2 separate regions of the Homo sapiens genome follow, and region 1 is linked to region 2. A link is a loop called in an ENCODE intact Hi-C map of the cell type or tissue named here. Cell type or tissue: CD4-positive, alpha-beta T cell. All regions are shown on one strand. Each heading gives the region's core, and the rest is flanking DNA. Links, peaks and the distances in the headings are about the cores only. Region 1 holds the start of BZW1-AS1 (BZW1 antisense RNA 1). Region 2 overlaps TMEM237 (transmembrane protein 237).

Region 1 (16,543 bases), core at 3,493-11,492, 830 kb before region 2:
CCTTTCCAGTGGTCAGTTTCCTAGGGTTGCTGCAACAATTTATCACAAGCTGGGTGGCTTCAGTATGTATTCTCTCACAGTTCTGGAGGCTAGAAATCCAAAGTCAAGGTGCTGGCAGGGCCACGGTTCTCAGGAAGAATCCTTTCTCGCCTCTTCGGGCAGCTCTTGCTGTTCCTTATGGCTGCATCACCCCAACCTCTGCCTCCATCATCTCATTGCCTTCTTCCCAGTGTGTCTGTATCCAAATCCTCTCCTTTCTCATAAAAACACTAGTCATTGGGCCAGACGTGGTGGCTCACACCTGTAATCCCAGCAATTTGGGAGGCCGAGGTGGGCAGATCATGAGGTCAGGAGTTTGAGACCAGCCTAGCCAACATAGTGAAACCCTGTCTCTACTAAAAATACAAAAATTAGCCAGGCGTGGTGGCAGGCACCTGTAGTCCCAGGTACTCAGGAGGCTGAGGCAGGAGAATTGCTTGAACCTGGGAGGCGGAGGTTGCAGTGAGCTGGGATCGTGCCATTGCACTCCAGCCTGGGCGACAATAGGGAGGCCTGTCTCAAAAAAAAAAAAAAACAAAAAAACACCAGTCATTGGATTTAGGGCCCACCTTAATCCAGTAAGACCTCATCTTAGCTTAATCAATTATACTTGCAAAGACTTTATTTCCAAATAAGGCCACTTCTGAGGTTCCAGGTAGACATGAATTTGGGGGGATGCTATTCAACCCACTCTACCCATAAACCTTGCTGAGGCTAATGGATAGTTTTGGGGTAGAAGTGACTCTCTCTCCTTTATGCCCCTATTGTGTCTGGTTCTTACATAACACACAATCGATTTGTCTGCATGTGCATCCTTTCTTTCTAGATGAGCCACTGGCTGATGACAGGGATTGTGTTTTACTCATCTCTTACCACAGGGTCCATCTCAAACTGATACTTGCATATGTTTGATTAAGGAAGAGCCAATGAATGTGCTCTATGACAACAAAAGTACAGATGAAACCTACACTGTGTAACTCAGATACCCATGAGCCAGGAGACCTAAGGAAGGTAAAAAGAAAGAACCTACAGTTATTTGGCAAAGAAACCAGGCTTCACTTTTTTTTGGATATAAATCTGCTGGAGCCACTATTTATTTTACTTGCATGTATTAAGCAAAATTTTCCAAAACTTGGAAACAATGCAAAAAAGAAAAAAAAATACTGTGAGCCGTTTCTTTTCTTTTAGAAACAGGGTCTCACTCTGTCATCCAGGCTGGAGTGCCCTAGTACAATCATGGCTCACTGCAGCCTCAAACTTCTGGGCTCAAGCAATCCTCCCATCTTGGCCTCCAGAGTAGCTAGGACTACAGGACTGTGCCACCAGGCCTGGCTAATTTTTTAATGTTTTGTACAGACAGGATCTCCCAATATTGCCCAGGCTGGTTTCAAAGTCCTGGCCTCAAGCGAACCTCCCCACTCAGATAACTTGTCAATGTTATCTTCCAGCACTGTCTAATAAACCCATTACAGAGTTATCTGACGCTCTAGGGCTGCCCTGTCTATATGGTAGCCACCAGCCACATGTGGCTATGTACATTTAATTTTTAATAATTTAAATAAAAAATTCAGTTCCCTAGTTTCCTTAGCTACATTTCAAGTACTGTATTCAGTAACCACATGCAGCTACTGGGTACCCTATTAAACAGCACAGAAAAGACCAGTATCCATCACTCCAGAAAGTTATATAGATGGGTTTGCTCTAGGGAAATGTAACTTTATATATCTGCCATTTATTAGGGCCCAGACCACATTAGATCATGTGGCATGTAGAATGACAGCACGCCAAAGACATCCATGTCCTAATCCCTAGAAACTGTGACTATGTAGGTTACATGGCAAAGGGAAATGAATGTTGCAGTTGGAATTAGGTTTGCTAATCAGGTATCCTTAGAATAAAGAGATTATTCTGGCTTATTTCAATAGGCCCTATGTAATCACAAGAATCCTTAAATGTGGCTGGGGGCAGTGGCTTACGCCTGTAATCCCAACACTTTGGGAGGCCGAGGCGGGCGGATCACGAGGTCAGGAGATCGAGACCATCCTGGCTAATGTGGTGAAACCCCGTCTCTACTAAAAATACAAAAAATTAGCCAGGCATGGGGGCGGGTGCCTGTAGTCCCAGCTACTTGGAAGGCTGAGGCAAGAGAATGGCGTGAACCCGGGAGGCGGAGCTTGCAGTGAGCTGAGATTGTGCCACTGCACTCCAGCCTGGGCAACAGAGCGAGACTCCATCTCAAATAAAAAAGAATCCTTAAATGTGGAAAAGGGAGGCAGGAGAGTTGGTGTTAGAGTAGCTGGCTTTAAAGATGTCAGGGGCCCAAGCCAAGGAACGCAGGCAGTCTCTGGAAGCTGGCGAAGGTGATGAAACACATTCTCATCTAGAGTCTCCGAGTAGAATGCAGCCCTGCTGACACCTTGATTTTAGCCCAGTGAGACCCACTTTGGAATTCTGACCTTCAGAACTGTAAGATAATCAATTCGTGTTGTTTTATGCCACCAGGTTTAGGATAATTTGTTGTAGCTGTAATAGGAAATAATACAGGTGTTAACTTGCAAAACATTGATAAATTACAAAGAATTGCTGTATAGTTGAAAAGAAATCCCCCAAGGTTTCAGTTTTATTGCCCTTAGGACATTAACCAGTTTTGTTTTGTTGTTTATTTGGGTTTTTTTCCCCCTAATCTGCAATCTTATTCTGATGTTCTTTCTTCCATATTGGTTTCTCACATCTTCCTTTGAACTTGCTTTATTACACTCGCTCCCTCATTGACTATATCTTTGAAATCTGCTCACTACATATTGTATAGGAGTCACTATATATTGTACAGCTTTAAGGTCACAAGTGGTTTTTGGTTCCATGAGTGAATCGTATAGTGGTGAAGTCTGAAACTTTAGTGTACCCATCACCCAAACAGTGTACATTGTACCTAATAGGTAGTTTTTCATCCATCACCCCTCTCCCACACTCCCTCCTTGGTTTATATGCTTAAAGTTAGATGCTGACATGCAACCAACAAAGGAAAAACAAACAAACACAGGACTCTAAGGTTCTTCCGTATGTAAGAAGAGCCTACATAATTTATACAGCGATTAACCTGATGAAATAGTTTATTTACAATTTAAATGAATAAATTTCATATTCTACAACACATATAATCTATTGACTAAATGTAACTAATGATGAACCTCCATACAAACAACCCCACTAAAAAGTGGGCAAAGGACATAAACAGACACTTTTCAAAAGACATACAAGTGGCCAAAAAGCATATGAAAAACAGCTCAATATCACTGATTAGAGAAATGCAAATCGAAACCACAATGAGATACCATCTCACACCAGTCAGAATAGCTATTATTAAAAACTCAAAAAATAACAGCTGCTGGCAAGGTTGCAGAAAAAAGGGAATGCTTACACACTCTTGGTGGGAGTGTAAATTAGTTCAACCATTGTGGAAAGCAGAGTGGCGATTCCTCAAAGAGCTAAAAACAGAACTACCATTTGACCCAGCAATCCCATTACATTCCCAAAGGAATATAAATCATTCTACCATAAAGATACATGCACACAAATATTCACTGCAGCACTATTCACAATAGCAAAGACATGGAATCAACCTAATACCTGATATGGTCTGGCTTTGTGTCCCCACCCACATCTCATCTCAAATTGTAATCCCCACGTGTTGGAAGAGGGGCCTGGTGGGAGGTAATTGGATCATGGGGTAGATTTCCCTCTTGCTGTTCTGTTGATAGTGAATTCTCATGAGATCTGGTTGTTTGAAAGTGTGTAGCACCTCCCCCTTTGTGCTATCTCTCTCCTGCTGCCATGTAAGATGTGCCTTGCTTCCCCTTTGCCTTCTGCCATGATTGTAAATTTCCTGTGGCCTCCTAGCCATGCTTCCTATACAGCCTACAGCACTGTAAGTTAATTAAACCTCTTTTCTTCATAAATTACCCAATCTCAGGTAGTTCTTTATAGTAGTATGAGAACAGACTAATACAATTCCCATCAATGAGAAACTGAATAAGAAACTGTGGTATATATACACCATGGAATACTATGCAGCAATAAAAAAAGAACAAGATCATGTCTTTTGCAGGAACATGAAGGGAGATGGAGGCCATTATCCTTAGCAAACTAATGCAGGAAGAGAAAACCAAATACTGCATGTTCTCACTTATAAGTGGGAGCTAAATGATGAGAACTCATGGACACAAATAGGGGAACAATAGACACTGGGGCCTACTTGAGGGTGGAGGATTGGAAAAGGGAGAGAATCAGAAAAAATAACTATTAGGTACTAGGCGTAGCGCCTGGATGACAAAATAACCTGTACAACAAAGCCCTATGATATGAGTTTACCTATATAACAAACCTGCACATGGACCCCCTCAACCTAAAATAAAAGTTGAAAAACATACAAACAACAAAGACCACAAAATAAAAAGTGTTGGCCAGGACATGGAGAAATTGGAACACTTGTGTACTGCTGATGGGAATGTAAAATGGTACAGCTGCAGTGGAAAACAGTATGGTAGTTCCTCAAAAATCAAAAATTAGATTGCCCAATGATTCAGCAACTCCATTTCTTTTTTCTTTTTCTTTTCTTTTTTTTTTTTTTTTTTTTTGCCCCAGGATGAAGTCTTATTCTGTGGCCCAGGCTGGAGTGCAATGGCACAATCTTGGCTCACTGCAACCTCAACCTCCCAGGTTCAAGCAATTCTCCTACCTCAGCCTCCCAAGTAGCTGGGATTACAGGCACATGCCACCATGCCTGGCTAATTTTTGTATTTTTAGTAAAAACAGGATTTCATCATGTTGGCCAGGCTGGTCTCAAACTCCTAACCTCTTGATCTGCCTGCCTCAGCCCCCGAAAGTGCTGGGATTACAGGCATGAGCCACCATGCCTGGCCGGCAATTCCACTTCTTTTATGTTTATAGCAAAAGAATGGAAAGCAAGGTCTCAATAAGATATTTATATACCCATGTTCACAGTAGCATTTTTCACAATAGCTAAAACGTGGAAGCAACCCAAGTGTCCATCAATGAAGGAATGGATAAGGAAAATGTGGTATATATTATACAAATAATAGCCTTCCAAAGGAAGGAAATTCTGACACAAGCTACAACATAGATGAACCTTGAGGAACCTTGAGGAACCTTGCTAAATGAAATAAGCCAGTCACAAAAAGACAAATACTGTATGATTCCACTTATATGAAAACCTTAAAGTAGTAAAATCAGAGAGACAGAAAACGGAATAGTGGTTGCCAAGCATGTGGGGAAGGAGAATCAGAGTTATTGTTTAACGGGTGTAAGATTTGTTTTGCAAGATGAAAAGAGCTACAGAGATAGATGGTGGTGATAGTTGTACATTATAAATATATTTAATAACACTGAACTGTACATTTAAAAATGGTTAAAATGGTAAAGTTTAGGTTATGTATGTTTACCACAATAAAAAAATTTGAAAAAAAAATGATAAACTTCTTTCTTTTCCTTTTTTTTCCTTTTAGTAAATATAACAAGAACAGAGCCTGTACCGATTTAGTTAAGACCTTTTTCCATTTCTTTGGTTTCTTTGTTCCTTGTGCTCAAGAATTTGTTGGAATGTAAATGTCCTCCAAGCTTATCCAGATAAGTATAATGAAAATATATTCCTCCCAAGGCCTTTCAAACACCATTGTTACCAATAGTTTATTTATATTTTTATCCAAAAAGTAAATAAATCAAAGTTTGGGAGCTCATTTTTCAATCTCCACAAGTTGCTCATAATCCACAAAAATTGAGGAAATACACACACACACACACACACACACACACACACAATCCAATCCTCTTCTCCTTGGCCCTAATGCTCTTCTTCCCACTCCTAAATTATCTATCCCTAGAAGAAGCAAGAGTAGATCTATCAGAACCACTTAAGGAGCTTTTTCAAAATTCCCACATCCTGCTTCCCACCCCTACCCTATCCTGATATACCACCCAAAGAGGCAATGCCAGAATCTGGGTACTGTTTTGTTTTGGGGGGTTTTTTGGAACAGGGTCTTACTTTGTCACCCAGGCTGGAGTGCACTGGCACCACCATAGCTCACTGCAGCCTCAAACTCCTGGGCTCAAGCAACCCTTCTGCCTCAGCCTCCTGTGTAACTAGGATTACAGGTGCACACCACCATGCCCAGCTGATTTTTTTTATTTTTAGTAGAGATGGAGTTTCACCATGTTGCCCATGCTGGTCTTGAACTCTTGACCTCAGGTGATCCTCCTGCCTTGGCCTCCCAACCTCTGGGATTACAGGTGTGAGCCACTGTACCTGGCCTAATCTGGGTAGCTCAAGAATCCATAGAGGGAAGAGAAAGAAAAGCAAGTATACAAAAAGCAGGTTGTTGGAGGGTTATATTGACTTGGTTGAAATGGAATCCAACAGGGTCTTATCCTCCAGCTCACCAATGCTTCCCTTCCCCAGAGTAATTTTTCTATAATATTGACAGTCTGCTGGTATCATATAGATAATCTCTAGTGGTCTCCACTACTGACCAGATTGTCACACAGTGATCTCAGGCAATTAGGCAATTGATGAACACAGCAATTGGCAGGTCCTCTTCATAAATATCCACAGCCCCCACTAAAAGTTAGAGATAAGTCAAACATCTCACATGACAGATTCACTCTGAATGGACACAACAGACTGACGGCAGAATCATCTAGCCCTCTGGGAGGAGAGTACTGAGAACCAATAGCAATCCACACCTGAAGGCTGCTGCCAGCATCGCTTGCTGGATTCCTCCACCTTCCTCGGATGAGGTTCATAGAGCAAGTGTAAAGTCTCTAACCAACCACGTATCTTATTTCTAACATCCACTATACCAAGGAACAAAACCTTAAAATGGACTCTTGGAAAATTAGTTGAAATGTGTAGGTAACCAATTTTGAAGTGTGGATTCATGATTTGGATTCATCAAATGCTAATTAACTACACCTAGAGTGCAAGTTGATGCTACCTAGGGTGTAGAAAAAAGTTACCTTATGTTTAAATATATCATATAGTTTACACTAAATTTCTTAAGCATTTTAAAGTGAATTACCACATAGAAAGCAGAACATAGGTGAAGACCAAACTCCTTAGGATGGGCTCTTAGCCCTTCTCAAGCTAACCCCCTCTTCATCTTTGCCATCCCTGTCCCAACATACACATACACAGATACACATACACCCTACACCACACACAGCAAGCTGCTCCCTGCTCTAGAATGTGACAGCTACATTTCAGGCTGCTCCACATGCTGCTCCTACCTCCCTCTTCCCCATCTGACCAACCTCTTCTCTTCTGCCAAGACCTACCTCAAATGCTTCCTATTCCAAATCTTTTGGGAACCCCTTCCTTCTCAGCCCTGTGGAGTTGGTCACTCCCTTTTCCATATTCTAATAGCACCTTGTATGATACATTCGTGGTGGTATTGTACCATGTCCCTCACTGGACAGTGCATGTCACAAGCACCATGACTATCTTTGGGCCTCCATTACAGCACACCAGGCACATAAGGAAAAGCAGAGTCCTTCCTAAAGAGTTCTCACCAAAAGCGTTTCTCAAAGGCAATTAAATCTGTTGCTTGTACATTGTTCTTCCTAGGCAAGAAATTCTTAAAATTTCTGAAGTCATGAAACCCCAATGTTCTTAATGGTATTTTATAGCCCTTTTTACCTGGTGATACGGTTTGGATGTTTCTCGCCTCCCAAATCTCATGTTGAATGTATTTCCCAATGTTGGTGGGAGGTGATTGGATCGTGGAGGCGGATCCCTCATGAGTGCTTTAGCACCAACACTTTGGTAATAAGTAAGTTCTCACTCTGAATTCCCGTGAGATCTGGTTGTTTAAAAGTGTGTGGCACCTCCCACCTCACTCACACTTGCTCCCACTCTCACTATGTGATGTCCCTGCTCCCACTTCACTTTCTGCCATGATTGTAAATTTCCCAAAGCCCTCACCTGAAAGCAAATGCTCGTGCCACACTGGCACAGCCTGCAGAACCATAAGCCAATTAAACCTCTTTTCTTTATAAATTACGCAGCCTCAGGTATTTCTTCTTCTTCTTCTTTTTTTTTTCTGAAACAGAGTCTCACTCTGTTGCCCAGGCTGGAGTGCAGTGGCGTGATCTCAGCTCACTGCAACCTCTACCTCCTGGATTCAAGCGATTCTTCTGCCTCAGCCTCCCCAGTAGCTGGAAATATAGGTGCGTGTCACCACGCCTGGCTAATTTTTTGTATTTTCAATAGAGACAGGGTTTCACCGTGTTAGCCAGGATGGTCTCCATCTCCTGACCTCATGATCCGCCTGCCTTTGCCTCCCGAAGTGCTGGGATTACAGGCCTGAGCCACCGCACCAGCCTCAGGTATTTCTTTATAGAAACACAAGAACGGCCTAACACGCTTAGGTTCTGAAAGTTCTTCGTGGCATTTAGGTATTGAAAAATGTGAGTTGAATTCAAAGCACAGGTATAGAGAACTAACAGAGAATTTCATTTCAGCACTTACTATAACTAGTCACCTAGTGCTAAGGATCTCTGTGCTGGGCAAGCCTTATTGTATAAAGTTCTCTGATGCTAAAGCCTTCTATACTGGTTAAGTTCTGGAAAATGAAACTGCTTTTTTAAAGAAAACTAATTTTATCCCAGAAAGATCTGGGAAATCTTCCAAGACTGCTTTTTAAGAGTAGGACCTGAAATGTATCATTAGAAAAAAGGTTCCACTTTTTCTTATCAGATAAATTGACATTAAGTTTACTTAATGGTAGTCCATGGCCTTGTTCTGGAAGACTAATAATCATCAATTCTATCTATAGTTAGCTTGCTTTGAAAGCAAGGCAGCCTTACTTTCTCACAAAGTTTCTGTGAAGAATTATAAAATGCATGTGAAAATATTTTGTAAACAGTAACATCCTCTATAAATTTAAGGTCTACTGTGACCACTCTATTACTACTAATAGTAGTACATACCAAGTAATAGCAGTAGTACTACTAATAATAGCAATAAGGCAGTGATTAAGTTCTATTTAGTTTAGTTGCTTTTTCATCTTAAATAAAAACTTTCCATCAGCTGGGCGCGGCAGCTCACACCTGTAATCCCAGCACTTTGGGAGGCTGAGGCCGGCGGATCACTTGAAGTCAGGAGTTTGAGACCAGCCTGGCCAACATGGTGAAACCCCGTCTCTACTAAAAATACAAAAATTAGCCAGGGGTGGTGGCACGCACCTGTAATCCCAGCTACTCAGGAGGCTGAGGCAGGAGAATCGCTTGCACCCGGGAGGCGGAGGTTGCAGTGAGTGAAGATCGCACCACTGCACTCCAGCCTGGGCAACAGAGAGAGACTCCGTCTCAAAAAAAAAAAAAAAAAAATTCCATCGCACTGAGGCTCCCAAAAAATGAAATGTAGGTTTTAAAAAAGACATCAAAGAAAGATGGCCATCTAAATATGCCAAGGAAACCGTTATGCATTGGAGATAATTTTCCAACACAGAGATGTTTGGATCTGGCGTCCTTAGTAACATTTCTTTTTTTTTTTTTTTGAGACGGAGTCTCACTCTGTCGCCCAGACTGGAGTGCAGTGGCGGGATCTCGGCTCACTGCAAGCTCTGCCTCCCGGGTTCACACCATTCTCCTGCCTCAGCCTCCTGAGTAGCTGGGACTACAGGCGCCCGCCACCACGCCCGGTTAATTTGTATTTTTAGTAGAGACGGGGTTTCACCGTGTTAGCCAGGATGGTCTCGATCTCCTGACCTCGTGATCCGCCCGCCTCGGCCTCCCAAAGTGCTGGGATTACAGGCGTGAGCCACCACGTCCGGCCTCTTAGTAACATTTCTTAATCTTCAGTTCTGCAGTAATATTCTAGGAGATATGAACTATTAATAATAAGCAGTAAACAGTTTTTTCTAAACAATCCTATAGCTAACATACCACATGCCATTACACTGTTCTCTTGTTGGTTTTTATTTTGCTTCGTTTTAATGAATGTCTTGAATGCTATATAACTTAGAATGCACATATTTAAATCACCCCAAATATCACTTATTTGGCAACTCACTTCAAACTATATTCTGAACAAGCACTTTACAGGAGCAAAGAGTTTTCACCTTAACCTGTCATTATTCTGATGTTAAGAGGGGAGAGAGAGAAACAGAAAATGCATGTATGCCAAATTTCTTGAATCCCTAAGCTTCCCAATTATTTCGGCCTATTCAAAAATCGAGTCCAGGTGTGGTGGCTCACGCCTATAAATCCCAACATTTTGAGAGGCAGAGGTGGGAGGATTGCTAAAGCCCATGAGTTGGAGGTCATTCTGGGCAACATAACCAGATCCTGTCTCTATTAAAAAAAAAAAAAAAACTAAAATCTAAATAATAGAGTGTGTTTGCTAAAAGAGGGTATTTATTTAACAAATATTACTAAAATGTTAATGTAACTAAGCAATGCTTTTTATCTTGATTATGTCAAATATTATTAATAATTATAACTATTAAAATAATTCTATGAAGAAGTAAAAGAAATGGTATATATGAGATATGTAGCAAGTGAATGATATTTAACACATTTTTTACCTAAAATGAAATTATTTAAAAGCTCATTGTACCTCAAAGCTTTTTCACTGTAAAAATTTTGTGGAGCCTATGAAAATACTTCTGGCCACACATACATACATAAATATATGCATACATATATAGGTGTGTGTAACTAGAAGTATTTCATATACATATGCTACAATATTTAAGCCAGGTTCATAGGATGTTCTATAAGCTTCTACAAGACTCAAAGCATAGGAATAAATACTTCCCCCAGCTCATTTTCCAAGGGCAACAATGTGCTTTTCAAAACAGGCCCTTGATATTCTTCTAGTTGTTAGGAATAAAAACCTATTGTCACTTGCTTTTAAAAAAGAAACACTTAGGTATCCATTCCCATCAATGAAGTTAAAAGCAGTAGCACATTCACATGTTGCACTTAGCACCTTTCTTTTTAAGTAGTTCAAAATTTTTAAATCCAAAAGTACTAAGGGGGATTCACAGCAATGGCAGAGTGAAGAAATCAGCATATCCTTTTTCCCAAAACAACCATAAAACTGGGCAAGGCTAGGCGTGATGATTCACACCTATAATCTCAGCACTTTGGGAGGCTGAGGCGGGAGGCTCACCTAAGGCCAGGAGTTTGAGACCAGCCTGGGCCACAAAGCAAAACCCCATCATCACCAAAAAAAAAAAAAAAAAATTAGCAGACTCAGTGGCTCATGCCTGTAGCCCAATTACAAAGAAGGAATGTGTTCACATCCATGACTAAGAAAGGCTTATGGGAAAAAAGCAGTAGTTGAGATAAGGCTTGAAACAATAGTGGGATTTTGACAGTGGAAAATGAGGGAAGGACATCTCAAGAAAGGTCAAGACAAGATGTGTCCTGTCTGACCAAAGCATAGAGTTCAATTGTTTGGAACCTTTTCCTACCATAATACAATTCACAAACAACGTTTCCCCTGCTAGCTGCACGGTGCCTATTCCCATGGGTGCACCCAAAAGCAGAGAAAAGATAAGTGGCAAGGTGTGGTCTGTAATCCCAACACTTCAGGAGGCCAAGGTGGGAGGATTATTTGAGGCCAGGAGTTCAGGAAAACCTTTAATCCACTTTACATTTTAAAGAAAATAATCTGCTTACTTTAATATCATTTTTAGTCAAAAATCATTTGCTACATACCCCACAATGATGGTAATAACAGGTTAAGAACCACAAATGTGATGGGAAGTAAAGGTGAAAAACATTGGTCAGAGCTATCCCTGAGTATAAACAGAGGCATTTAAACAGTGAAGAGAAATGATTCAGCTTGCAGTTGAGAAGATTGCTCTGGAAATGTTGAGAAAGGGGATAGTACAGTTAGGAAGTTATTGCAAAAGTCCCATTTAGTTAGGGGTAATAGATGCCTAAATCAAGATGGTACTGGGGAAAGATGATACAATTTTAAAACGTGGCAAAAATAGAAGATAAGCTTTGTGAGGCCATAGGCGTAACATGTCACTATCTCTACTGGTCTCTAGCTGAATAAATATTTGTTGAATGAATAAATAAGATCTTGGTGGTAAGGCGGTGCATTATAATGGTGAAGCCAGACTGCTTGGGTTCAACTGGACCTCTTCCACTTACTAGCGCTATGATCTTAGACAAGTTACCTGACCTCGATGCCTCGGCTTTTCCATCTGTAAAATGGGACTAATAATAGTGTCTAGATTACAGGGTAGTTTTCAGGATGAAATGGGGTTACTACATAAAGTGCATAGAAGAGGGCCTGATACATATAGGGACATATTAGTTATCATTTTTATTTGTGAAACGTTGTCCTTTAACAGAACTTCAGATGTGAAAAATACAGTTCTGGGGGAAGAGCAATTGACAGCACTGACAGTGTTAAATTAGCCATGAAGTGAAGATGCCAGATAGTGTGGACTGGGGCCTTGGGAGAAAGGAAGGGGCTAGACACTTAGAGATCAGACTCCAGCCACTTCCCTCTGCTCCCCACAGCCCTCCCAATCACACTAGCTTCTTGCAGTTCCTCCAACAGATGCAGTTTGTTTCCTGCCTCCTTCCCACTGCTGTTGCCTCAACTTGGAAGGGCATAGAGCCTGGATTTAACAAATATTTGCTTAATGATTCAGTAGATGATCTTGGAACTCTTTTAAGTGGAGTAAATGTTAAATCCTTGAGAATGTATGAGACTGCCATAGAAGAAAGTATCCAGAAAGAAAAGGTATCAGTACAGAAAAGAAGAGTCAGAAAATACCGTGCAAAGGCACATTCAGAACGTAACCAGGATAGCTGGAGCCAGGATTCAAGGAGAGAGGTAGGTAACATTCAATGCTCAGAGGAGGCAAACAGGGTGAAGAATAAAACACTGGGTTTGGCAATAATTTCAGGAACGAACGCTGAGAAAGTCATTTTTCCATGAAGTTGCGGGGGGGTGGGGTAGAGGTCAGATAGTTAATTAGGGAAAAGAAGTCAACAAACTATTTTATCAAAAGGTTTAGGGAAGAGAAGCCACTCTCCTCCTACCAGAGAGTGAGGAAGCAACTGGAGAGAAGTAAACTACTGTACAGTGAATAAAAACATGGGGCTACATCCTAGAGGCGCTGTGCATCTTTATCTGCACAGAGTTTTGTCACGTCCACAGTGCTTTTCACACGCACTATCTAATCTGATCGTACCCCAGCTCCCTGATGATATAGCCTCTAACTGAGGGGTTCTCAAGGTGCGGACCAGCAGCAGCATCACAGATAACTTGTTGGAAATGCACATTCATGGGTTCCACACCAGGCCTACAGAATGAGAAACTACGGGTGGGGCCCAGCAGTCTGTTATAACAAGTCCTCCAAGGGATTCTGATGCTCTCCAAGTCCCCATAGCCACCACACTCGGGAGACAACCGCTGCAGCGCGCAGGGACCGCGGTTGGAGGACAGAATTTCCCCTTCTCAATCTTCGGCCTGTGTCCTCTTCGCTCTTAAGGGAGGTAGTGAACAATGAGACAGCCCCTCAGAGAAAAGTCGCCAGGCAGGGGACTCAGCTGGAGCGAACTCCGCCCATCCCGGCCAGGGCGGAGGCGAGGTGCGGATTCCTTCCCCAAACCACGCCCCCATGCCCGCCCCCAGCCTCCGCCCCCGCACGACCCGAGGGCCCCCCGCCCTCGGGCTTCGACTTCCGGTGCTGGAGGAGGGGGCCGGCGGCGAGGGACTCCAGGAGGACGCGTCCAACTTCGAGACCGGCGGGGGCCGGCTCCGCTCTTCCAACCCCTCCATGTGTGAAGAGGGCGGACGACGCAGCGGGGGAAGAAAAATAAGCTAGTCTAGGACAAGTGTCCAGGCGACGTGGAACCCAGTAAGGGAATAAAGAAGACTGGAAACGTCTCTCCCCTCCCCTATCCCAGTCCCTCACCCTAATCCGCGCGCAATAGAAAAGGCGGAAGCGCCTGTCCACGATCAGGGCGGGGCAAGGGGAAGAAATCTCGCGATAGGAGAGCGGTCCGGGCGGGGGTGGCACCTCTCCCTCCTCCTGGCGTTAGTTCCGGTCGCAGAGGAGACACCGCCGCAGTTGCCGGTACATCGGGGATTTCTGGCTCTTTCCTCTTCGCCTTAAATTCGGTGAGACGCGGCGCCCCGCTCACCCCGGGCGGACGCTGCGGGTCGTGGACGCCGGGCAGAGGGAGAGGGAGGCGGCGGGCTGGATGCGGCCCGGCTTGGATGGGCCCGAACGGAGGTCGCCTCTTGAGGCCGGGCCGGATCTAGGGCCTGAAAGGCCGCCGCTTCGGCAGGGAGGCCGAGGGGTAGCGGCGGCCCGGGTGGGGAGGTGGGGTCCGGGTGTGCGCCGCGGCGCTGGCTGCGAAGGCAGTGGCCGAGGCGGGCTCCCTCTGGGCCGTGCCCGGCCTGGCTAACAAAGCCGCCGCGGCCTCTGTTGTGTGATGTACGCGTGGGGGCTTCCGGCGGGCGGGGCGGAGGGGCTGCCACCCACCACCGCTGCGGCCGCCGCCTCCGCCGCTGCTTTCGCTGGAGGGCGGGCGGATGTACGGGGCGCCTGGGGCCCCGGCGCAAAGCGCCTCAGTGACTGTGGTCCGCTCGTTGCGGCGGCCGCCACCGCAGGCGACAGGGTCAGTGGAGAAAGAGCCGCGGGACCCTACGGCGCCCCGCTGTGGCCGATGGGGTCCTGGGCGGGAAGCGGGTGATCTGTGGCTCGGGCGGGAGGCATGGGAAGGGTGTGGATTGGGAGACACGTTACCGGGGAGGAGGCTAGGACTGTGGGATATGGGCGAAGGAGGCTGGGCTGGCTGTTAGTTTTGCAGGCCTGAGTGGTGCAAGGCGGCCGCTGTTGCGGTCACAGGCATGACCTAGGGTAGGATGGTGCTGCCCGTAACCAGGCTTGTCAGAAGAAGGGGTTCACCTTTTGACAGTGTTTTAGAATTGGCATACACATTTTGGATGCCTGCTGACTATGGTGATAATCTCTCTTTGCGTTCTGCGATGCTTAGTGGTCGTGGAAGATGTAAGTGAATGTAAAGAGGAATGTGGAGAAAACTGAACAATTAGGTTTATGACGGGTGATCACTGTAGCACTACAATGTCGCTTAAAAGTAGTTCACAGCACTAATTTGAAGGGTTTCTTGTAGAGAGAAATGCACATTTTGACGTACATTTGATTCAAGTGCAGGTAATTCTTTGTGCCTGTATCGGGTATAATTGCCAGCTTTATATCCTGAGAGTGGGTGTTCCATTTGATTCATATGTGACTAGACTAAGGTTTGATGTTTTGCTTTAAAAATTAGTATTATGGCACTGATATTAAGGCTTTATTTCTCCTTTCCTAGGGTGTCTTTTATGAATAATCAAAAGCAGCAAAAGCCAACGCTATCAGGCCAGCGTTTTAAAACTAGAAAAAGAGGTAAATATTTACGTTTTAATGTCTCTCTTCAAACCTCCAGAACATCTTGTGTATCTTGCCTTCTCTGACAGGTACTTGCATATTACTAAAGCCTCAAAAGAAGATACCAGAAAGAAACTTGAATTTCTCGTTGACTGCCATTTCACATACACCTTTAATATTTCTACTGCTTTACTGCTCAAGCCTTAATTTTTAGTATCAATATATCTCTAAGCCGGTTAGTGAATCTTCTTTTCGGTGTGAAGGTAAAATATTTTTAAAAATAAAAATAAGGGCTCTGTTTTCACTAGCAGGCAGTCTCATTTAAGCAAACTTAAATGAGCAAAAATGTTAATTTATAAAAGGAGAACTCCTAATGTAGTCACCCAGATTTTGTGAAGATTTGTGAGAGAAAACTCAGACTTCACCCATGGAAGTTAATTGTGGAACAGGATTCACATTGTAATGTCTTTTGAAATACAGACTTAGTAGAAAAAGTATTAGAATTATATTACTATTTTTTTTTTGCATTAGTGTGTACTTAGGTGAGTATTGAATTCTGTAGCAAAGTGCTGTGCTAGTGATATAAAGCTAAATAAGACGTAGTCTCAGATATATTTTTACTGTTTTTGGTCAAAAGCATATTAACCTTGTTTTACAGGTGGTTTTGAGGAAATGAAGAACTAGGTCAGCTACTGGTTATAAGTTGTGTTTTTCTTTTTCTTCCTTAAGTAGCAGACATTTTGAGATATATATTGTAGAATTTTAAAATCACTAATCATAGGCTGTCTGTCCCCTTGTAGTAGTGGTGGGGAGACCAAAGTGTGATTTGATTCTAATCTTTGCAGATTCATTTAGATTTAGCTGGTAAATTTTCTTAAGGAGCTGGAGTTGTAAACTAGAACAGTTTGGCAGTAAAATGGGAAAGTGTATCTCTTGAATATGTGGGTTACTGATGTTACCTTGATACAAATAATAGCAAGTAGCTTTAGCATTCTTATTATTAGCATCAGGGAGAGATGTAACTTCCCCGGTTCCAGATAGAGATGATTCGTGGCCTGGCT
Region 2 (8,897 bases), core at 898-8,897:
ATGTGTAGCATGGCTTTCTGGGATGACAGGAAAGAAATAGGCTGCTTCATAAATTTCTCTTTAGAACATTCCTGTGAAGAACATCAGTTCAAAAGTCAGCACTGCAATATTGTATGAGCAGGGCTTTAGCCTTTTTACTGTTGATTCAGAGGCTCCTTCTTGTATATCTAGTAATCCACAAATAGACCTCAGGAAACAGGAAAGGTTCCATTTCAATTATCCTCACCAAACCCAGTTCGCAGGTGTTTTGGAGGATGAAAGACAGGGGTGTGACAATTTTCCCTAAGAAAAGACAACTTCTGGGCAGACAATAGAACCACTGGTACCTTTTATGGCCAGTTACTCTAGCAGGGAAATTTCTATGCTAAGTGAAGCAAGAATAAAAATGAGGATTAAGTGATACTGCTTGAAAAAGAACTGCGGTAATTTAAATGACCACGTGGTAGATGAATAAAACCATGTGACTAGAAGTCATAAAACCACAGTTCAAGTCCCAGTTCCACCCTAACCAAACTGTGAGACACTGGGTAAGTCAGCCTCTCTAGACCACAGGTTTCTTATTGGCCAAGAACTGCAAGATCCCTTAAATGGGATCTTCTGAAGTAGGGTTCTAAAACAAGGTACACAAAATCTAAATTGTAAATTTTAAGGACTAACCTTTATGTTTCAGATGAGTTCTTTAGGCAGCATATGCTTAACATATCCATGGTAGTATATAGTCATGATCATGCTTTGAGTAGGTTTTTCTTAAACACTGTGTTATAGACGGAATGCGTCCCCCAAAAATTCATATGTTGAAGCCCTAACCCCCCAGTGAGTGCGAGGTCACTGGGAGGTAATTAGATTTCGATGAAGTCATGAGGATAAAGCTCCCATGATGAGATTATAATCCTTTTAAGAAGAAGAAGACACACCAGAGCTCTCTCTGCCACATGACGACACAGTGGCAGCTGTCGGCAAGCCAGGAAGGGGCCTTCTCCAGTAACCTAATCTGCTGGAACCTTGTCTTGCACTTCCTAGCTTTAGGAACTATGAGAAATAAATGTCCGTGGTTTAAGCCACTTAGTCGGTGGTATTTTGTTATAGCAGCCTGAGCTAAAATACACTGCAAACCTAGTATACATTATACAATGTCACAACTATCTTGCAAAAGAATATACAGCTATAATGTTGTATTTCTTATTTAATATGGTAGTATCATCATGTATTTTCTCTTATTGTCAATTGTAGAATTTATATTATTATCTGTCCCACCACAACTACTACCAATTGCAGCAAACTGGTAAAGTACAAGAAAGAATAAAGAATCAGGCAGGGGTGGGGAAGATCTTTACATTGCCCATAACCCCATAAATCCAGAAACAACCAGCATTAATATTTGAGCCTATTTCCTTCAAGTCTTTTGTCCTATGCATAGATCAAACTGTGTGTGTGTGTGTGCACATGTGTATATGCTCATTTTTTATCAGAATCTTTCCATAAAATGAAAAATTCTCCCTAAACATTATGTTTAATGGTGAAGAACATTATTATATAGATACACCACAACTTACTGACATTATTCCTCTCCTATTTCACATTTAGGTTGTTTCCAGTTTTTCACTCTCATGAATCATAGCATGATGACCAGTTTTGTGTATAAATTGTTGTACACAGTTTTGCTTAATTCCTTAATTCAGATTTCCAGAAGTATAAAGGATATCCTTGGACAATTTTTAAAGAGTTCATATTCTAAAACAAGGCATCTACTTACGGCTTTTTTCCACAAATACTTTGCCTACAGGCTGGCTAATGCCAGTGGGTGCAGTGAATACAGACTGCTGTTCCACAGTAGTTTGCTCATCAGTGATTATGTCTTCATCTTCTACTCCTAGCTCATTGGCATACTGTAATTCTGCTGGCTGGGTTTTCCTGTAATAAGGACGTATGTATGAAAAATAGATGATTATTGAATTTTTTACAGACTTACATAAGGAACTAGCTATAAATATAATGGAAAGGGCCCTGGACTTGGAGTTAAGAAATGTGGTTTTTACTCAAATAAATCGGTTATTAACTATTATGTGCAGCAAGTTACTTACATTTCTGAGGGCTTCAGTTTTCTCATTTGAAAATTGAAGTGACTGAACTAGATCTGTAAGCTTCTTTCCAAATTTAAAACTGTATGATTCTGTATAGATACTGATAAGGTTTGGCTATGTCCCCACCCAAAATCTCATCTTGAATTGTAATAATCCCCACCTGTCAAGGGACTGTTCTGGTGATAGTGAGTTCTCAGGAGATCTGATCGTTTTGTAAGGGGCTTCCCCCTTCACTCAGCTCTAATTCTTCTCCTTCCTGCTGCCCTGTGAAGAAGGGTGTGTTTGCTTCACCTTCCACCATGATAGTAAGTTTCCTGAGGCACCCCCAAGTCATGCTGAACTGTGAGTCAATTAAACCTCTTTCCTTTATAAATTATCCAGTCTCGGGTATGTCTTTATTAGTAGTGTGAGAACGGACTAACACAGACATTGATCACTATTTGTAGGTTCATTTTCAAATACAAATAATAGTGCTATATATATGACTTCCAGTGTTATTTCTTTAAAGTACACTACTCATTTTATCTTAATGCTAAAACCCAGTTTTACTTATTCCTAAAATAATCATAATTTGAATTCTGTTAACATAAGAAAATAAATCACAATAGCCTATTTCATTATCTTTAATTTTTAAATATCCTTAATGTTTAATTTTGCTACTTATATATTCTATTTGTGTTCTTCTTTTTTAGAGATGGCTCTTAAGTTTTTTTATTTAAGTACAATCTTAATTTTTTTTATTTTCTCAGTGGTTTACTCTTCTGAAATTTATCATTCGATTGGTTTAACTGATTTTTTGTAATAATACTTATCCTAGAGGTACACAAATACAAGTATGTAATAAGACTTAATGAGAAGCTACTGCTTCGGAGCTCCAAACAAAGCATCAGGGTAATCCTGGAGAATAGTTAGAAGAATAAATAAATTCCTACTTTGTCTTCCTCCGAGGTTTTTGAATAACTGCCTCCTCAGCTGGCTCCGCATCAATACCATTTTCATTTCGTAATAAAGATGAACTAGATGACTTCTTTTGGGTGGAGGAAGTCTCCAATTCTGAAAACAAAATAAATTTAACTTTTCAAATAACTAAAACATAAAAAGAAAAGTAATGTACAAGACTTGTATAAGAGAAAAGAACTTCAAGAATTTTAATTGGGCAAAAATGTTTTCACTATCTTACAAATTTTTAATTTTTTAAAAATGTTATACTTCTAAACTCTCAATGTAAAAATTGAAATTGTAATGCCAAACAATATGGAAAAAAATTAAGTAACCCAATACCCAGGCTGTGCTGAAGATTCCCAAGATTATCTCCTGGTTCGCTGACTTTCTAGAAGGGCTCACAGGACTTGGAAATCATCACACTCACAATTATGGTTTACTACAGCAAATGGATATAAAGCAAAATCAGCAAAAGGAAAAAGTACATGGACCAAGTCCAGAGGAAACCAAGTACAAGCTTCCAAGAGTCCTCTATCAGTGGAGTCAAATAGGATGTACTAACATTACTGGAGAGTAATGAGTTGTGACAACACATGTGACACATGTTGTACAAAAGAAGCTCATCAGAGACAGTGCCCAAGGTTAGGGGCTAGTCACATAAGCCTAGCACATACCAAAATTCTGGATGCCCGGAAGGGAAACAGATGTTCAGCAAAAATCACTATGTGTGCACAAATGCACCGTGAGTCACCTTATAATTTAGGGAAAGTTTTCTATCAGTGTAGGGAGCTGTTTATCATCCAAGTTCCCAGATGCCAGCTAACGGCCAATCTTATCAGCAGGCTTTTCCAAGGATAGCAGTCTCAGGTCTGCTATATTAACTCTTTTCTGCACACAGGGTAGGTATTAAGTTTAAATGAGTCAGTGAAGCCTTCTTCTAATCCACTAGCTACTCTTCCTACCTGGAAATACTAGCTCCCTGGAATACCTTCAAGACCTTACAATTCTATTGTAATAAAATACTTACAGCCTCGACTGGAAATATAATGCAAGCAGTAGAGCCTACCATTGGTCATCCTGAACAAAATAAATAAAAACACAATTTTTAAATCCAGAAACTTAGAAAGGTGAACCTGCCAGGCTTGGTGTACTTTGGAATGGCAATGACAGGTCCTTTTTGATTCAAAACTTAGTTGGGTCCTGAATTTTCTAAAAAAGTCATTTCTGTAAACACACTTTTCACAAATTATAAAACTAGGTATTGGTATCCATCTTGATTTTTAAACTTGTATCTTAACTAAATTACTAAAAGGGCACTTTTAATGAAACTACATTTACTGCCACTAATGAAATAAACTGTAGAGTAGTTAAAGCTAGTCTGAGCACCATTTCTGTCTCTTTTCCTTCTTCTGCCATCATCCGCCCCTTCGTTCTCATAGACCCTCAGTGCCCCCAGGCACTGTGGCATCCCACTTCAACTTGCCTTCCAAAATTATGCTCCATTCTCCTGACTTTTCTAGTTCCTGCCCTTCTACTCCTATAATTCTTCCATCCAATCAAGACACGCCGTTTTCTAGAAGGACAAGTAATTAGGAAAATTATAATAAATTATTAATAAGGGCTGATGTTAATAGGAGAGCACTAATCTCCCCATCTTTGTTCCTTCCCTGAGTTTTGCTCCAATACAACTCTTTGTCATTTTTCTAATTATTATAAAAGTCATAATGCTCAAAATATAAAAAATTAGTAAAATAAATGAAGGAAGAAAATTTTAAAAATCATACTTCCTCCTTCTAAAACTTCTACCACTGTAACACTGCTATATTCTTCCATTCTTTTTACTATGTAGATGTATGTACATATTTACGTTCTGGGTTGAACTGTGCTCCAAAAAGAGATATGTTCAAGTCCTAACTCATAATACCTGTGAGTGTAACCTTATTTGGAAACAAGAGTCTTTGCAGATGAAATCAAGTTAAGATGAGGTCATGCTAGATTGGAATGGGCCCTAAATCCAACAACTGATATCCTTATAAGAGGGAAATGTGGACACAGACACACAAGGAAAAATGTGAAGATGGAAGCAGAGATTGGCATTATGCCACCACAAGTCAAACAATGCCAAGGACTGTCAACAACCATAAGAAGCTAGAAGAAATGGCCAGGCGCGGTGGCTCACACCTGTAATCCCAGCACTTTGGGAGGCCGAGGTGGGCGGATCACCTGAGGTCAGGAGTTCAAGACAAGCCTGGCCAACATGGCAAAACCCTGTCTCTACTAAAAAATACAAAATTAGCCGAGCATCATGGCAAATGCCTGTAATCCCAGCTACTCAGGAGGCCGAGGCAGGAGAATCGCTTGTACCCGGGAGGCAGAAGTTCCAGTGAGCTGAGATCGCACCATTGCACTCCAGCCTGGGCTATAAGAGTGAAACTCCATCTTAAAAAAAAAAAAAAAGAGGCTCGAAGAAACAAGGAAGGATTCTTTTCTAGAGACTTCAGAGGGAGCATAGTCCTGCAGACAACTTGATTTTGGACTTCTCACCTAAGAACTATGAAAAAATAAACTGTTGTTTGAAGTCACACAGTTTGTGGTAATTTGTTATGGCAACCCTAAGAAATTAACATAGTATATTTTACAAAAATGGGATCCTCCAATACATACTATTTTATAACCTTTGTTCTTTGATTTAATAATACACAACTGATGATTATCTGTGTCACCCTAACAATCCTTTTAATGGGTACCTGGTTCCTATTTATGGATGAAGTATGATTTATTTAGCCAGTATCACACCGTTAAATATCTGGGTCATTACCAATTTCTACTCTTATAAATAACGCTGCAGTTAACATCCTTTAATTACTGCAGCTATTGAATTTACTACTATTCCCAGAAATCCAGACAGGCTGTATCTATGCTCCTATGAGCAAAGCATGAGTGCACCCATTTCCCATCAATATTGGATTTTATAATTTGAAAAAAGCATTGCCAATTTGATAGGCCAAAAAATGGTATAGTATTTTATTTACCTTGTGAACTGCCTGGGACATAGAAAGACTAAACAAATGTTAGCTGTTGTTTCACTATATTATTGTTAGTACAGAATCTACCATTTCCCCACTAATCTGAAATGTCCATTTCATCATTTACTAGATTTTTCTATGCACTGAGATCTGAACTTTCTGTTTAGTCCTGTATTTGTTGCCCTCCTCTCATAATCTATACATATATGATCAAAAGAGACCTGTAAAGTATTCTTGGCTTAAGCCATTGGAGTTATTCTAGTGGTAAATATTTTAAACATAAAAGCAAGAAACCACCTGTGGGATATGGATAGGGGGAAAGAAATGAAAGCAGAGAGGTTTTTATCATGTCATCAAAATCACAAGTGCTATCACAACTTAACCTTGGTTTCTTCACATACCAAGAGGTAGCCTTGTCTTTTTCTGTCTTCTTTGAACAGGAGCCTCTGGGTGCTCTTTGAGTTCTTTAGTTGATGGCTCATTGCCCTCAGAGGGCCTTCGACCAGCAGTCTGAGCAAGGCCTTCCAAAGAAGCACTTGCTATAGAAAAACAGAGTAGAAAAAAATGAGATTACTTGAGCAAAGATCACTGAATCTTAAAAAGATGGAGGAAAAGGTAACTAGAATGTTTCCTATAGAATAACCCCATCTCTTTCAGAACTAATTATCCCCCAAATCTTTCCTTCCTCCTCACCTGTAACTTTGGGCTTTAAGTTAGGAAAAGAAATAAATGAAGGAATAAGAAAGGCTGAGGAAGAAAAAACGAGGGGGCTAAAAAGAAGAGCAAAAGACAGGAGGAGGAGAAATTGCTTCAGAACATTTAGAACTTTGAAAAAGGTGGAAAACATAATAAAAACTGATACCATAGAGAATTCTCTTACTTGCCTCTTGCCTTAAGAATTTTCATCAGCCTCTATATAGTAAAGTCCTTCATTAATAAGTTAAAGAATAATAAAGTCATCATGGATAATTGGAGTTAGCAGGTAATTTATAAGTCTCTTCATTTGGTCATTCACTTCAACTTCTTCCCTCATGAAATCTTTTAAAAGAATTTTAACACATACCTGACTGCATTCCCTTCCTTGCTTGTCTTCTTCACAAAAGAAATAGAAATTGCACTGGGTGCAGTGGCTCATGCCTGGAATCCCAGCACTTTGGGAGGCCAAAGCAGGCGGATCACATGAGGTCAAGAGTTCGAAACCAGCCTGACCAACATGGCAAAACTCCCTCTCTACTAAAAATACAAAAATTAGCCGGGTGTAGTGGCATGCGCCTGTAGTCCCAGCTACTCAAGGAGGCCGAGGCAGGAGAATCGCTTGAACCCAGGAGGTGGAGGTTGCAGGGAGCCAAGATCACACCATTGCACTCCAGCCTGGGCAACAGAGCAAGACTCCGTCTCAAAAAAAAAAAAAAAAAATAGAAATGTATCAATAAACAAATGAAAATGTTTAACCTCAGTAGTACATAGAGAAATGTAAACTAAAATAAGCTACTTTTCCCCCACTAAATTAACAAAAAAATTTTAAAGATTGATTATTGTCCAATGTTGTTAAGGATTTAGAGAATGAGACACTCTCAGACTCTACAGGTAGCAAGATAATAACTAAAGCTTCCTTAAGGTAATTTAGCAGAGTCAGTCATACTAATAATGCACACATCCTGCACCTAGCAATTCCACTGCTAGCAATCCATCCTACAGAAGTACTTCTTCCCTACCACCCACTATTTTATGCAGAACTGCAACATTGTTGGAGTGAAAAATTGGAAATAACCTAAATAAATAACAGAGCAGTGATTATGGTACATTCTTATCATGTAATACAATGAAGTCACTGTTTAAGAATACATAGAACTCTATGTATTAAGAAACAAAGATAGTATGTATGATTCCTTTTATGTTTTTGTTGTTGTTTGTTTGTTTTAAAAAAGGAGCAGCAACCACAGAAACCTTTTAGGAGTGTGAGAGGTCTCAAGTAAAGAGTGAAGTTAAAGGATCAGGTAAAGATAATCTTGAGGTTTCAGGCCTGAGGGCTGGGAAAATGGTAGGTTCCATTAACAGAAAATCATGAGACGTAAAAAAATTATTTATTCTTAAAGGCAACGATGGATTCTAGATGTGCTGAGTTTAGAGTTACGGATGCAACTTCCAGGATTATCAGTGGATGACTAAGACAAAAACGAGTTCTGCTCATGACTGAAGCTTTACTATTTAAATGATGATGTGGCCATGCCTTCAGACTCATGCTGTAATGTAGAGATATTCTGATTGAAGTGAGATTTAAGAACTCTGTGTTTCTAAATTCAGTATCTTGTTCAAGGGTCTGGAATCAATCATAGCTTAAAACCATGTATGTTGTCTGGGGATAAAAGACCTTAAAGAGTCCAGGAATATCATGGAAATAGGAGCTTAGATGGCACCACCTTCTATTCCATGAATGCGTCCAGATACTCCTCAGGCTGCCCACTGCCCTGTACCTCACCACCACCAGGAATTCCACTGCTTCAAACTGGCCTTAATTCTATCCTCAATGAAGTGGAGATTCGGGGCTGCTGGGGCCTTAATTCTCCCTTATCTGTGATGTTTACTACGCCTGAGGTCCTGGGAAAACTTGTGATCCCACACAACAAAGAATAACGTCTTACCTGGTGTGTTTTTTGTTCTGGGCTTCTTTTTCTTAGGACGACTAAGTGGAATATCATCTATAAAGCAAGAAAAAACGTCAACAGAAAAGGGTGCCTAAAATTCAATGCAGAGAACAGTCAGAAGAGAACTTTTAAACAGGGAAGAATTCTCCCTCTCTTCCCTGGGCCTGGCAAACGTTTATAGATTAGGGGAAGAAGGCAAGAAA

The links. Peaks named below come from ENCODE experiments on the same cell type or tissue, not always from the same donor. Only the 100,000 strongest peaks of a DNase experiment are listed, where the experiment ranks them.
Region 1: it touches region 2 in a loop (2.6-fold over the local background); 3 of 110 quality-filtered maps call a loop at or near these places.

Annotation. Positions count from the first base shown.
Region 1 is chr2:200,797,782-200,814,324 of GRCh38, forward strand. It overlaps BZW1-AS1 (BZW1 antisense RNA 1), which reads right to left and starts at 14,389. Exons shown (of 4, transcript NR_110275.1): 1 at 14,004-14,389. It overlaps BZW1 (basic leucine zipper and W2 domains 1), which reads left to right and starts at 14,129. Exons shown (of 12, transcript NM_001207067.2): 1 at 14,129-14,209; 2 at 15,427-15,500. The coding sequence starts at 15,437. RefSeq lists enhancers at 13,343-13,602, 14,451-14,966, 14,967-15,482 and silencers at 13,653-13,802, 14,333-14,702. In CD4-positive, alpha-beta T cell, for the core only: no CTCF peak of the experiment used is centred there; no DNase peak of the experiment used is centred there.
Region 2 is chr2:201,630,298-201,639,194 of GRCh38, forward strand. It overlaps TMEM237 (transmembrane protein 237), which reads right to left. Exons shown (of 13, transcript NM_001044385.3): 4 at 8,692-8,748; 5 at 6,451-6,588; 6 at 3,014-3,134; 7 at 1,754-1,911. Among named protein-coding and RNA genes, the nearest start is that of TMEM237, 8.8 kb to the right of the region's middle. In CD4-positive, alpha-beta T cell, for the core only: no CTCF peak of the experiment used is centred there; no DNase peak of the experiment used is centred there.